Linked DNA regions of Homo sapiens: region 2 is linked to region 1. Evidence: chromatin loops called from intact Hi-C (ENCODE). Cell type or tissue: ovary. All regions are shown on one strand.

Region 1 (8,000 bases):
CAACCTCTGCCTCCTGGGTTCAAGCAGTTCTCCTGCCTCAGCCTCCTGAGTAGCTGGGATTATAGGTGTGTGCCACCACGCCCTGCTAATTTTTGTATTTTTAGTAGAGACAGGGTTTCACCGTGTCAGTCAGGCTGATCTTGAACTCCTGACCTCATGATCCGCCCGCCTCAGCATTCTAAAGTGCTGGGATTACAGTCGTGAACCACCACACCCGGCTGGGCTTGATTTTTATAGAGGTGTAGATTTAAGGAGATTTTAGTGATGATGGCACAGTTCTCTGTTTTGATTGCCATGATGGTTTCTTGAACACATACGATAAAATGGCATAGAACTATACACACATATTGTACCCATGACAGTTTCTTCATTTGGATATTGTACTAGTTATCTAAGATACCAACATTGGCAGAAACTGAGTGATGGATACACAGAACCTCTCTGTACGTTTTTTGCAATTTCATATGCATCTATTGTTATTTCAAAATAAAGTTATTTTTAAAACCTAGAATGAGGACAGGAAATAGTAACACAAATAGAAAAAAAAAAAAGAAATGATATGATGGACAATGCAGATAATGGCATAGCATTAAGCAGGTGTAACCTCTACTGGGCTCCTGACAAATGGTGACATTTAAAACAGGGCAACCACACTGCATCTAATGTGGTGGCCTTCATTAAGATTTTCCAAGAGGAAAATGTTTGCGATTCATGTCACAGACAATAGGCTAATCTCAAAATTAGATACAAAGAACCCCTAGAAATTAGTATTTTAAAAGACAAGTAACCATGGGTACAGAGTATCAACACACAGTTCACAGAGGAGGAAATGCAGGTTGTTGGTTTTTAACCACAGAAAGAGAAGCAACTTCTGCCTCGCAAAAATAAAAAGAAAGGAATGCAAATAAAAACAATAGTGAGGGCTGGGCAGGGTGTCTCACGCCTTTGGGAGGTCAAGGAGCACTTTGGGAGGTCAAGGTGGGCGGATCACCTGAAGTCAGGAGTTCGAGACCAGCCTGACCAACATGGTGAAACCCCGTCTCTACTAAAAATACAAAATTATCTGGGTGTGCTGGCACACACCTGTAGTCCCAGCTACTCGGGAGGCTGAGGCAGGAGAATTGCTTGAACCCAGGAGGCAGAGGTTGCAGTGAGCCGAGATCGCGCCATTGAACTCCAGTCTGGGCAACAAGAGTGAAACTCCATTTCAAAAACAAAACAAAACAAAACAAACAAAAACAGTCACCCAAGCTGAAGTACAGTGATGCAGTCTTGGCTCACCGCAGCCTCTACCTCCCGGGCTCAAGCCATCCTCCCACCTCAGACTCCCAAGTAACTGAGACTACAGGTGTGTGTCACCATGCCTGGCTAATTTTTGTTTCTTTTTTTTTTTTCTTTTTTTTAGATAGAGTCTTGCTGTTGACCAGGCTGGAGTGAAGTGGTGCAATCTCGGCCCACTGCAACCTCCACCTCTTGGGTTCAAGCGATTCTCTTGCCTCAGCCTCCCAAGTAGCTAGGATTGCAGGTGCATGCCACCACGCCCAGCTAATTTTTGTATTTTTAGTACAGATGGGGTTTCACCATGTTGGCCAGGCTGGTCTTGAGCTCCTGACCTCATGATCCACCCACCTTGGCCTCCCAAAGTGCTGGGATTATAGGCATCAGCCACCGCACCTGGCCTTTTTTGTATTTTTTTTAGAGACAAAGTCTCCCTATGTTGCCCAGGCTGCTTTGGAACTCCTGAGCTTAAGCAATCCACCCGCCTCCACCTCCACCTCCCACAGTGCTGGGATTACAGGCATGCACCAGAGATACCATTTATTAACTCTCAGATTACTGAAAATCTGTAAGTTTGGTAACACATTCTGTTGGTGATGCTGGTGGGAGTGCAAATGAGCACATCCCCTGTGAACTGCCTTTCAGCAACGTCTACAAAATGCCTGTGACAGAGGTGGCTAACTCTTCACCAAAAATTTGTCTTGCTCTTCCTCAGTAATACAGTTACAGCTGGCAAGTAGCTCAGCAGCTAAGGGCTTGATATAGTTTGGATGTTTATCACCTCCAAATCTCATGTTGAAATGTGATCCTCAGTGTTTCAGGTAGGGCCTGATGGGAGGTGTTTGGGTCAAGGGAGCGGATCCCTCATGAATGGCTTAGTGCCATCCCCGTGGTAATGAGTGACTTCTTGCTCCGAGTTCACATGAGAGCTAGTTGTTTAAAGAAGCTGGCACCTGCCCTTTCTCTCTCCCGCTCCTGTTCTTGCCATGTGACTTGCCTGTTCTCCCTTTGCCTTCTGCCGTGATTGGAAGCTTCCTGAGGCCCTCACCAGAAATAGATGCAGGCGCTATGCTTTGTATATAGTCTGCAAAGCTATGAGCCAAAATAAACCTCTTTTCTTTATAAATTACCCATTCTCAGGTATTCCTTTATAGCAGTGTGAATGGACTAACACAGAGCTACACCTCTCAGCTTCCCTTGCAGACATTGCTAGTACTCTGCATTAGAATGTGAGTAGAAAAAACGTGGTGTATGTATATGTGTTTGCAAAAAATGGCCACAAGTTTTTCCCCTGCCTACATCGGTTACTTTCACCAAGACTGTGTAGCTCCTCCCATTAAGAGGAGGCATCTATGTCCACTTCCTGAATCTGGGCCGGTCTTGTCGTTTGTTTTGACCAATGTAATGGTATGAGCATGACACAAGCAGAGACCTGAAAAGTACTTGAGCACTGGGGCTCCCCCTGCCACTCTGGGAGCCTGTCTGCCCTGTTGTGAACAAACCCGGGCTAGCCTGTTGGAGGATGAGAGCCCATGTGGAGAGAGGCCCCATCATCTGAGCTATCCTATGCTAGCAGGTAAGGCCACCCTATAGTAGCCAGCCCAGCTGATCCAACAGCTGTACTTATGGCTGCAGAGGCATGAGCACCGTAGCCCAAACCAGAACAGCCCAGCTGTGTCAGGCCAGCTTGCCTACTTGCATTTTAAGCCACTACATGTGAGGATTACTTGTTACACAGCAATGCTGACTGATACAGTGTGCTACTTCTTGGAGAAACTTTTTAAGAACCACGTATTTCTTCACTGTGTTCTCTTTTTACTGTCCTATAGTCATTCCTGAAATAACCCATAGTTCCCAGCCAGTGGGACATCTCATTTTGCAACCAGGCAACAGTGCCAAAATACACTCATCCAGGCTCCTCTTTGGCAAGCGCTGGGGACTGAAAATCAGTGCCCTGGCCTCAAGGAGCTCACCTGCCAGCAAAGACAGACACATGTAAACAACACAATCAAATTACTACTTATTTTTATTACTAATAGATACATTGATTTCAGGTGCTGATCAGTGCAATGAAAATACAGCTGGAAGCTTGTTATGCCTTAAGGAAGTGAGCTTTTGGGAATCAGTTCACGGAGCCACTCCACGCTTTCTTTTTACATTGAAGGAAGAGAGGCCCACACAGAAGTCCCAAAACAGCAGCTCGTGTTTTGCACGGAATCCCATGAATTTCTGTCAGATCATGTCTCATAGAGCATTACTAAAACCAGGACAGAAAGACGCAGAACACTTCCGGGAGTCAGGCAGAGCAGACTGGGATTAGGATTCAGATGTGAACAGAAAGCAGCTGCAAGCTGATGTGGCTCAGCTCAATGCCCAGGTGGGCAGTGGGGGCAGGTGTTGGTGGGGAAGTGAGTTAGAGATGGCCCAGCTCAGCACTGCTGTGTTCTGCAGAGAGTTCAGAGTCCCCTCCCGTGCTTGTCAGAGAGCAGAAGCTTGCTGTCTCCCTGCGGGATTGTGGGATTTGGAGAACAGCCACCCCCATGAATCTCAGGTACAGGATGGTTTAAGAAGCACTGAGGCCAGACACAGTGGCTCTTGCCTGTAATCCTAGCGCTTTGGGAGGCTGAGGTGCAAGGATTGATTTAGCCCAGGGTTTCAAAACCAGCCTGGGCAACATAGTGAGACCCCCCATCAGTACAGAAAATAAAAAATTAGCCAGGCATGGTGGCACACGTCTGTAGTCCCCATTTCAGGAGGCTGAGCGATACAAAAAGTAGAAAATTAGCCAGGCGTGGCAGCACAGGCCTGTAGCCCCAGCTGCTTGGGAGGCTGAAGAGGGAGGATTGCTTGAGCTCAGGAGATCCAGGCTGCAGTGAGCTCTGATCACACCACCGCACTCCAGCCTGGGTGACAGAGTGAGACCCTGACTCCAAAAAAAAAAAAAAAAAAAAAAAGAGAAAAACCACTGAAACAGATAGACGAACAGTCTCTTAGCCTCTCAGCAAGAGGAAGCCAGGGAGTACAAACTTCTTAATCCTAAGGAAAAGAAAATGCTACTTAAACTAAATATCAAGAAGAGACAAATTCCCCTGTGCTTAAGAACACGACTTGGAAATGTTCTCTTTTTACCCAGCGTCATAAACAGAATGTGGGCTGGTGATGTGGCCATGTAGATCAGCCTCTCAAAGAATGAATTGTTTTCTTTCTCTTTTTTTTCCTTGTTTTTCACTTCTAAAATACTATGTTTCCTCTTTTGGTTAAATGACAGACTTGCTTTTAAGAAGAGCAGTCAAGGATGTAAAAATAGTGATTTCAAAGAAAGCTGGGAGAGAATCATCATTTACGTGTTTTTGTTTTTTCAATTTGGGAATAAACTCCCAGTGTGGGTGGGGAGTGTCTGGAGCCTGAGAGGGAACCTGGGTGTCTTCGGGAGCCAGTGCAGGGGCTGGTACTTTATTTTATGGGGACCTGTGGCCTGAGATGCGTTTTAGAGGTAACAGTGCCCCCTTCTGGTGCAAATGAATAAAGAGTTGAGGTTTCTGTAAGTATAATTTAGATATCCCCGTGGCAGAGTGGAGCTTTTAAACTCATTGTCTCTGGGGCAGAAATTATGCCTTGGCTGTTCCTCCCTCCAACCCCAGGGAGCCCCCCTGGGTCTCCTTTGAGGCATGCTCCTCTCTGAGGCATATGTGACCACACACACACACACACACACACGCGCGCGCACGCACGCAGCTCAGGGACCTGCAGAATTGCCAGAGATCATTGCAGTGAGTCAGGATTCCTCTGTCTTGACTTGGATCTTCATTCTTCAGCTTGAGCATATCCATGAGATTTTTTTTTAATCTGCAGAAAGCCAGAGTGCTCTGTGGAATCAAGCTGCCTGTGAAAGTGTTTCTTTTCTTTTCTTTTGCCTAAAACAAATTCCAACTAGCTGTCTTGTTTTAGGTAAGTTCCAACTAGCTGACTTCCATCTGGTCAGCTAGTTGTACAGTCATATGTGTACACATCCAGGGGCAGAAACATCTAGGATGTTGGTCCCTGGATGTGCGGGTCCCTGGATATATGTACACATGACCGTCTCTTTTGATGTATGTCAGGATGTGATCAGAATTAACACTTAAACCCCCACGGTCAGTACCACACCCCTTTCTCTGCCCCACTCCAGTCCCCTCAGGGGGTGCAGTTACACTTCCACTCCTGTCCTAGTGAATTCTCCTTGGCCTGGTGACCTGGGAGGGCCTCATTGGAGAACAAGAATATTGGACACTATCATGATCAACACTAGGGGAGAAGGGCCCAGACTCCAGAGCCAGTCAGCCTGGGTTCAAATCCTGTGCCTGAGGCCGGGCGCGGTGGGTCGTGCCTGTGATCCCAACCTTTTGGGAGGCCGAGGCCAGCGCAACACCTGAGGTCAGGAGTTCGAGATCAGCCTGGCCAACATGGTGAAACTCCATCTCTGCTAAAAATACAAAAATTAGCCAGGCATGGTGGCATGTGCCTTTATTCAGGAGGCTGAGGCATGAGAATTGCCTGAACCTGGGAGGCGGAGGTTGCAGTGAGCTGAGATGGTGTCACTGCACTCCAGCCTAGGCGACAGAGTGAGAGTGTCTCAAAACAAAAACAAATCCTGTGTCTGCCATTTGCTGGCGTGTGACCTTGGGCTGTTGATTTAACCTGTTTGGGATTCAATTTTCTCACATAGGGATGATGATCACAATATGTAATTCCTGGGATTTGTGTGACACACAGATGAGTTCCTCTATGCCACGTATTTAGAGCAGCGCTCAGCATAAAGGACTTCATGCACATTAACCATTATTCTAGCTTCTTGGCTTAAGGTATGAAGTTGCCAGATCTTCTCAGCTGTATGATTTCCTCAAGTCAAATCCTGGTTCCCATTGCCTTGAGAAGAGAGGGTGCCTCAGATCCCAGAAAAATCTGTAGGAGTTGGAGTGATCTAACGACAGCAAGGAGAGTGAATTTGGGGCATCACCCAGTTCTCCTTATAATCTTCAGGCCAGTCCTGCTCACTGCTGTCTGACTTTGTAGCCTGATTTTTCCAGATGAAGCTGCTCTTGTTGACCCAGGTCTCCCCCTTCTTCTTTAAGGTATATTGTATCTGTGGGATACAGACATAGTGCAGGACTGAGGCCATGCATTCTCCTTCCTAAGAGCTTCTTACTCCGGGTCTGTGGGTAGATTCCAGGGATTCTCAGACTCTCTCAGAAGTTGTATACAAAATTCTCTGGGCGGCCCGGCACAGTGGCTCACGCCTGTAATCCCAGCACTGTGGGAGGCTGAGGCAGGCGGATCACAAGTCAGGAGTTCGAGACCATCCTGGCCCATATGGTGAAACCCCATCTCTACTAAAAATACAAAATTAGCCGGGCGGGTGCTAATATTTGCTAATATTGGTGGCAGGTGCCTGTATTCCCAGCTATTCGGGAGGCTGAGGCAGGAGAATCGCGCTTGAACCCAGTGAGCCAAGATTGCACCACTGCACTCCAGCCTGGGCAACAGAGCGAGACTGTCTCAAAAAAAGAATTCTTTGTGCATTATATGTATGTTTTTGTAGCTCTACTCCACCGAGTTCAGCCCTTTTTATTGGACAACTTTCCTAGAGGTTAGAGTGCGTCTTTAGTACTTGTTGGGTGATGATGGGACAGAGAGGGGTGTGGAGGGGTTGAGGGATATAAGTTTGTAGCCACTTTCCAATTTTTCATCCTATCGTAGCTTCTCTTAGTAATCCAGAGTTAGCTTTCTAGTGGCTCAGGTGTATAGCTCTGGAATCATCAGTTAATACGTATTCACAGTTAAGGGGAATTTGTAGGGAAAAAAATGCCACATGCTGCTTCCCAGAGCTGAGGATTTTCATCAGCTCTTCTGAATTATTCACACTCCTCGTCCCTTTTTTAATGTAGATAACAAAGAGTTGGTAGCAATATAAGAGTGCGTGTTTGCCTTTTAAGGCTATAGTCAACATATAAAAAGAAAATGATGTGTTCCCTTGAGTACTTACTACTGTCTAGTAAACAGGGGACAGAGGTGCTTAAATAGGAGGAAGTGGGCTGGGCATGGTGGCTCACGCCTGTAATCACAGCACTTTGGGAGGCCGAGGTGGGCGCATCACAAGGTCAAGAGATCGAGACCATCCTGGCCAACATGGTGAGACCCCATCTCTACTAAAAATAAATTAGCCAGGCGTGGTGGCGCCTGCTTGTAGTCCCAGCTACTTGGGAGGCTGAGGCAGGAGAATCGCTTGAACCCGGAAGGCGGAAGTTTGCAGTGAGCGGAGATGGCACCACTGCACTCCAGCCTGATGGCAGAAGGAGACTGTCTCAAAAATAATAATAATAATAATAATAGGAGGAAGTTGGGGAGGCTTCCACCCCATCATCTTGGTCTGTCCTCAGTGGTCTGATGGGATGCAGGACCAGCTGTATAATTTGTGAGGCCTGGTGCAAAATGAAAGGTGGGGCTTCCTTTTTTTAAAGAAATGTGTTAGGAGTTTCAAAATGGTGATAGCAAGCCATTAAACCAAGCACAGGGTCTTCGTCAGCACAAGGCCCTTTAGATCCTGTGTCCCTAAAGCTGGCCCTGGTGAGACATAGGGATGTGGGCCTCTCCCCACATCCTCACACTATTTCAGCCCGCTGGATGTCTTGCCTGCCTTCGTCACACCAGGCACACATCTGCCTTGCCTGCTTTGTGCTTACTGT
Region 2 (8,000 bases), 590 kb before region 1:
TGAAGTCAGCAACCAACCCCTCACCTCATGTGTTCTCAATGAGACCAGCAGGGGCCGGTCTCATTGAAAACATATCACTCTTGCCCTTGGAGTGAACTCTTCCAAATATAATAAAAAGGCAGTATGGTATTTAATATTTGTACAGGAATGGTAACCTACCTCTCCAAATATAATGGTCCTAGCCCTTGATTCTGCCACCAACGATCTGTGTGAACCTGGGCAACTCCATTGACTTTCTGAGCCTAGAGTCCTTCATGGATACTTACACTTATCCTTCCCATCTCATATAGTAGCTGTGAGGGATTCATCAGCAAGTAGTGCAGCCTCTTCCCCTCACTGGATATTCCTGAGAATCACAACGATGTGGTTGTGTCTGAAGTTGCCAGCCTGAGTCTGACCTGGGAGATTTTGAAGATCAGCAGGCCAGTTATAGATGACTAATGCAGTGACTGCGTTACTCCATGGAATTTCAAATCCCCCTGTAACATGCCTTCCAAGAGGTCAAGAGGCCATTTAGTCTCTCTGCTTCCATGCTATTCAGCAAGACTAAAACCCAAAAACCCGCTCCACATTGAAACAACTCTCATCCTCCAAAAGTCCTCCTTTAAGAAATGGAAGAAGAATCACCAACACCAGAGTCAGAAGACCTAGGTGCCAGGCCAAGTCTTAAAAACTAACGATTTGTGGGATCTTGGACAAGACATTATCTCTCCATGGAACTCTGTTTTCTCATCTGTAAAATAAGTGTATTGTCCTGCCTTCTTACAAGTTCAGTTCTGGCTATTGGATTCTTCATCCTAAGATGAAAGGAAGAGAGAAGTCCTCCTGAACTTTAATAAGAGACTCTTGTTGGATGAACCATCTAAAAATGAAACAGCTACAATGTTAACCATCAGTTTTTCAGGGTCTCTGGGAGCCACATAGGGAGCTAAATAAAAGCAAGGAAGTTTCCACTTAAAATACTTCATTGATTTTTAACAAGGAATTTTCCTCTCCCTTTCTCTCTCTCTCCCTCTCTCTCTTTCTCTCTGGTTAGCTTTTAACGTTCATGGAAGCATAGGTTTTAAACGTACCATGGCACAAATGCAAGATGACAGTGATGCAAAATGGTACAAGAGGAACTTATTTTCATAACTGCCTCTCATTCAGGGGCACAGAATGAATCAACACAGCATCATTGCCCAATTATTTCTCCTCCTGAAACTCATTAAGGCTTTCTCAATTCATAATCAATACATTAAAGTCTCTCTGTTTTATAAAACAGTTCATCAATATTTTATGGCTTTAATAATTTATGTTTTATTACAGAAGCAGATGGAAGCCTACAGCACACTTAATCTCTAGAGACAACAGGGAAGAAAGAAAACTTGAGTTGCAGATTCCAGACTTAAATAACCAGCTTTGCTGGGTCCCTGCCTCCAGTGTGAAGCTTTGTGGGGAGGGCTGGTAGCTGGGGGATAGCCCACCTGACCATAAACTTCATGAAGGGAGGGACAAGTTCCAATTATTTTTTGACCCTCTACCTAGTGTCAAATACAGGCTAAGTACTCAACAGGCATTATGTCGTTTAATCTCTCCAAGAGCCATACAAAAACAATAGTATCGTCCCCACAGCACAGATGAAGAAACTGAGACTCAGAGTTAGCAAGTATCTTAGCCAAGTCTACACGGCCAGGATATGGTAGAGCTGGGATTCAGGTTAGGTCATCTCCAGCATCCATGCAGTTAACATCTCTGCTATAACTATGATCAACATCCCCTCTTTTGGAACTATGTATTTATTGAGCACCAACTTTTGTAAGCACTGGGGACGCACAGATGAACTACATGGGCAGGGAGCTCTGACCTCATGGAGCTAACATATGAGTGGGGTTAGACCATAAGCAAGTAATGGTTTTTAAAAATTAAGAGAACTCAGAACTTCCACCAGATCTCATCCAATTCCCCCCTTGCAACAAGGCTCCTGCAGCCCATTTCACTACTCAAGCCATTGCATTCCTTGGCCATCTCAGTTGAGCTCATGTGGCCAAGAGCAAAGACCTGGACCGGAAAGAGGAGAGAAGACTTTCTACCGGACTAGGTTTCAAATAAGTATCCCATCAGGTACATGTTTTGATGAACACTTTCTCCTGGGATTATGTTTCCCAATGCACTCATGAGGGTTCTCCTGAGTGTTTATGTTTTCCCAGAGGCTGTTATTCCCAGGGGAGCTGTGGTTTGCCGCAGACCCAGGACAGCAGCTTCTTTCATAAACGCACAAAGAAACTTCAGTCTGGTGGGAGCATTTTGCTTCAGTTACCAATGTGAAGGCGAATGTACAAAGGCTCATTTCCCTATAGTTTCATAGTCTGCTTATGAATCTGTCTCCCACGTTAATTTCTTAAAACTGAGGCTTATGTTTCAGCCAGTGTTAGACCTCATTCCCTAACACAGTGCTTGACACACAGTAGGTGCTTCATAAATGTTGCATGAATGAATCATTGTTTGAGTTCAAAGTCAGGACTGCCCTTTACTTCATGTGCAAACTTGGGCAAGTTACCCAACCGCTGCGCATCAGCTTCTTCATATGTAAATTGGAGCATAGATAGTGCCTACCTCATAAAGCTCTCATGAGGAATAAATAAATTAATAGGTGGGAAACTCTGAGAAGAATGCATGACACGTGGTGTATACAAAATAAATGATAGTTTCCTCATTTTTACAGGTACATAGTCAAAGGCTGTTTTCATGATGAACATAATTTTTCTATGCATATTTTCCCAGTGGGTATTTGTTCCATTCAGGATATGTTTCTATAGGTATTTTTCATACTAAGTTTTTTTTTTTTTCTGGTAGACGTTTTCCTCTGCGCATCTTTTTTTTCTTTTTTCTTTTTTTTTTTTTTGAGACAAAGTCTCGCTCTGTTGCCCAGGCTGCAGTGCAGTGGCGCGATCTTGGCTCACTGCAACCTTTGCCTCCCGGGTTCACACCATTCTCCTGCCTCAGCCTGCTGAGTAGCTGGGACTACAGGCGCCCGCCACCATGCCTGGCTAATTTTGTTGTATTTTTAGTAGAAACGAGGATTCACCATGTTAGCCAGGATGGTCTCGATCTGACCTCACGATCCGCCCACCTCATGCATCTTTTTTGAGTCGTCATTTCTCCTAGTAAAATTTTTCCTGAAAGGCATTTTTCCTAGAAAGAATATTTCTCCAGTATGTCATCACCCTCCCTCGCTTTTTTGGCAATGATTTTTCCAATGGATACTTTTCCTATTAAATATTTTCACAGTGAACATTTTCATAACGAAAATTCTCCCTAGAGAATATTTTTTTCTTGGGAGGGGGGATTTTTAATAAAAATAATTTCCGATGTATATGTTTTCCAGTGTTTTTTTGCTGGAAAGTATATGTTTCCATGGGATATTTTTTCCAGAATGAAATTTGTCTTCAGTAGCTGTTTTTTTTTCCCCCGAATAGACATTTGTCCTACAAGTTATATGTATTTTCCCCAAGAAATACCATCCATGTTATTAGATTGAATTGTGTATCCTCCTCAGAATTGATGTTTTTCACATTGGACTTCTAACTCCAATGTGACTGTATTTGGAAATAAGGTCTTTAGGAGGTAGTTAGGGTTAAATTAGGTCGTAAGAGTGAGGCTCTGATTCAGTAGGACTGGTGTCCTTATAAGAAAAGAGAAAGAGACACCAGGAATGCCTGCACAGAGAGGAAAGGCCATGTGAGGACACAGTGAGAAGGTGACCATCTGCAAGGCATGGGAAAAGGCCTCAGGAGAAACCCACGCTGCCACGCCTTGAACTTGGACTCCCAGCCTCCAGAACTTGGACAAAATTAATTTCTGTTGCTTAAGCCTCCCAGTCTAGTATTGTGTTATGGCAGCCTGAGCCATCTAATACAACTTCCTGATGTCATATTTTGCAGTCTGGAGCTGAATCAGTGATAACCTCTCTTTTTTAGGCCGCTTTCTGCTGGTCACCCAAAGGCATGCCCTGCTCACCCCACATGGAACACTAAAGGGCTAACTCCACAGAAGCAGAAAGTCTATATTGACCTATGGCTCCTTTTTGTGCTGATGAAAAACTATGCTGTCCTTAATCCAATGTATTTTCCAGCTTGCAGCTCTCCATTACACAAGCCCTGCAAAACCAGCTCAATAATAAGTGTCCTGTTTCCATTAATGCAACCCTGGGGTTGTGCCAAAAAGGATGGCAGAATCGTGGAGATCTCCGGAGTGCAGAGAGGTGGCTTGGGTCCCTTTGCCTGGGTAATCATATTAGGGGAAGGGGTCACACCCGAGGGTTCTCCCCTCCAGGTCCCTTTCAACCAGAGTATGGCTCCCGAGACACGGGTGCATGTTTAGATCCTGTCCACTAGAGGGCTTCCAATGGTGACGGTCATAGCAGCGGAGAAGAGGCACCTTACACATTCAAACAGCAGACTCTGGATAAACTTAATGATTCTAGGTGAGCTTACTGAGAAATGCCAGTCAAAACAGCCTGGAAAAGCCAGAGCCCAAGACTGGATGGTAGAGACCACATTTGAAAGAGCTACTTGATCTTTAGCCTCCAGCATCACATTCTCCAGCTCTTACCTCCACCCAAACCCACCCCTAACACATTGTCTGATGGATTCCATTCCTTCTACACAACTAAACACTAAAAGTCCTTTTATTCTCTTCTTATCTCCATTAAATTTGTTCTCAACAACAAAAATAATCAAAAATTAATTCATACTGAAATTCAAACAACTGATAACAACAAATAATGTTACTCTCTTTCTCCCTCCTCCATTTCCTTTTTTTTTTCTCACACATTTGTTTGAAAGAATCAAAGGCTTATATTAAAGAAATAAATATCTACAGTGTGGGATTTCCAGGATTAGCTAATTGGGGGAGGGATGATTAGCAGGTGGCGAGACATCAGCTGTATGCCTCTCTCTCCCCATCCTGCATCTAGGAAATTAGAGGAGTAAACTTGTATTGTGTGGCATTGAAGTGGTACCCAGTACAGATTCTTCAGTACTGAAGAAGGCATGAAATACTCTTCCCAGTACCCAAGTCAGCACAAGGCATTTAATAGAGTGAAAACTCTGTGAAATCAGATTCGCCATGTGTAGTAGAAGGAATAACACCGCCCTCCCATACCCGACCAGAAGTCCACGTTCTGATCCCCAGAACCTGTAAATATGCTACCTTACATCACAGAGATGAGATGACTCTGGGTGATCCAGGTAGGCCCAACACAATCACAAGGGTCCTTGTAAGAGGAAGACAGGAGGGTCAGAGTCAGACAGAATTGCAAGGCCATGCTGCTGGTTTTGAGGCTGGATTAGGAGCCAAGAAATTCAGGTGGCTTCCAGAAGCTGGAAAGGGCAAGGGACTGGATTGTCCTCCAGAGTGTCCAGAAGGAACACAGTCCTGCTAATACCTTGACTTTAGCTCAGCAAAACCCATTTCAGACTTCTGACCCCCAGAATTGAAAGAGAATCCATTTGTACTATTTAAGCCACTAAATTCACGGCAACTTATTACAGCGGCAATAGGAAATTAACATGCCATGGTCCAAGCCACTGTCATGTGGATGCAGAATTTTTCAATCAGCCCAGAGCTGACCCTTAGATATCCCAGTACAGTGAAGAGTTGATCTTTCAAGATCCAGCTCAGATGCCACCTGCATCATCAGCCTTCTCTGCTGCAATGGGAGGAAGTTAACTCCCCCTCCTCCTGGCCAAAGAAAAGAGGACCAACATGCATGGAGCATAACAACACACTGTAGCAGCATCTTCAGAAATCCTCATTCCATCCCACCACTGCCTGAAGGATATCGCTGTCCTTCAGGTGTGCAGGTATTGCACAGGTGTGGAAATAAGCTCAGAGAGATTACGCAGGTCCAGAAGGCACAGTTAGGGAATGACGCCGTTGGAAGTCCACCCATTCTCTCCTGTTCCTCACCTCCGGCTGTCTCCAGAGCACCCTAGCCACCCTGTGGCATCTGTCACTTCCACCTCACCTCTAAGAACAGTCATGCATCCCTTAACAATGGGGATACACTCTGAGAAATGCATCATTAGGAGATTTCATCATTGTGCGAGCTTCATAAAGCACACTTCCATAAACCCTAAGTGGTCTGGCCTACTACACATCAAAGCTATATGTTGTAGCCTATTGCTGCTAGGCTACAAACCTGCAGAGCATGTGACTGCTCTGAATGCTGTAGGCAGTTGTAAGACGATGGTAAGTATTTGTGTATCTAGCTATATCTGAACATAGAAAGGGGATAGTAAAAACACACTATTATGATCTTATGGGATCAAGATACACAGCCTGTCATTGATGAAATATTATTATGCTGTGCATACCTGTATTTGTATCTATTTCTTGCCTTGAAATGGTAGGTCCTTGAGGGTTCATGCTTGCTTCAACTTGACTCTCCCCAACCCTGGCATCTAGCAGATGCTCACCAGATATCTGTGAAAAGAAAGGGGGTGATAAGCAGAAGGAGTGGGGAAGAAGGAAAGGATAGATGGAGACAGACAGGAAGGAAGGAGAGAGGGAGGGAGGGAGGGGGAAAGGGAAAAGGGAAGAAAGGACAGAATCAAAAGAAGCTTTGGGCATATCCCCTCTTGTCCGTTGTGGCATTTCTCTGGCCTGGCACCATCACTTAGTGCTTGGTACCCACTAATTCTGGTGGGTATGGCCAGTGCTCACCAATATCCATGTGCTCTTCAGGGACACACAGCTAGACTATATTTTCCTTTTGTGGCCACGACACTGAGTTCTGCCAGCAGCATGTGAGCAGAAATGATATGTGCCACTTCTCTTTTTTTTTTTTTTTTTTTTGTGACACGGAGTGTTGCTCTTGTCTACCAGGCTAGAGTGCAATGGTGTGATCTTGGCTCACTGCAACCTCTGCCTCCCGGGTTCAAGCGATTCTCCTGCCTCAGCCTCCTGAGTAGCTGGGATTACAGGCACCTGCCACCATGCCTGGCTAATTTTTTTGTATTTTTAGTAGAGACAGGGTTTCACTATGTTGGCCAGGCTGGTCTTGAACTCCTGACCTCAGGTGATCCACCCACCCCGGCCTCCCAAAGTGCTGGAATTACAGGCATGAGTCACCATGCTTGGCCGATACATGCCACTTCTATGTCTGACCCACACAAACCTCTCATGATCCTTACACTTTTTCTCCAGCTAAACTGAGATGTCTCTGAGGACTTGCAGATGGGAGGAGCCAGGAGGTATAGTAGAAGGAGCCTGGGTTCCTGAGGGACTCTGTGGAACAGAGCCCCTGCCTAGACACACTGGTCTGTGATGAGAGCAAGAAATAACACTTTATTTCAGGAAGCCACCAAAATCTGGAGGGGGTTCACCACAGCAATTTACTGGCCCTCTCTGAGCCTCAATTTTAGGATTAGTAAATGAAGTGATCACGTGATACCTAGGATGCCTTGTCAGTAAAAATTCTGCAGGTCTCTGACTTTCTCCAGAATTTAATCCCAGGTCTCAGGCAATAAAGAAAAACCAAGTGCATTCATCCACCAAGCGGGCTCTTAGTGTTACGTATGTTACTCTCTGAACAGATCCATTTCTTTTAATAATAGAACAGCAGATCCATCCATAACTGGCTCATTTTCGAAACAGGGTTTCGATTGACTGGGCCTCAGAGCATTTGAGTTCCGTAACATAAAATCAGTCAGCAATTGACTGAATTTAACTAATTTCCACTTGTGAGATGGCTCCTGATTTAAGTGCCCTTTCTTATCATTTTCCCCATCACCCAGCCTCTTGCCAGCTGTATACCTACATGAATATTCTACATCTTCCAACACAGCGGGCTCTCCAGGGGACCGTCCACCTGGAAGGAACAAACGCACACGTCTTGATTTCCTCTGTATGGGAAGTTTGGGGCATACCCAGAGGGAACGGCAACTCTTTCCCCAGGCTAAACTTATTCATCCACAGTAATGAAATCTTTCTGAGTTCCCAGGATATTGACTACA

Evidence for each region. Peaks named below come from ENCODE experiments on the same cell type or tissue, not always from the same donor. Only the 100,000 strongest peaks of a DNase experiment are listed, where the experiment ranks them.
Region 2: a loop joins it to region 1, with 5 times the contacts of the local background. A loop is called at or near these places in 38 of 110 quality-filtered maps.

Annotation. Positions count from the first base shown.
Region 1 is chr22:33,516,231-33,524,230 of GRCh38, reverse strand. The region is part of intron 6 of LARGE1 (LARGE xylosyl- and glucuronyltransferase 1); the gene reads left to right. Among named protein-coding and RNA genes, the nearest start is that of MIR4764, 84 kb to the right of the region's middle. In ovary, a CTCF peak has its summit at 4,790 (motif pointing left); a DNase peak (open chromatin) is centred at 4,738; H3K27ac peaks cover 918 bases.
Region 2 is chr22:34,107,794-34,115,793 of GRCh38, reverse strand. All of the region lies in intron 2 of LINC01643 (long intergenic non-protein coding RNA 1643), which reads right to left. Among named protein-coding and RNA genes, the nearest start is that of LINC01643, 94 kb to the right of the region's middle. In ovary, a CTCF peak has its summit at 4,382 (motif pointing right); a DNase peak (open chromatin) is centred at 4,373.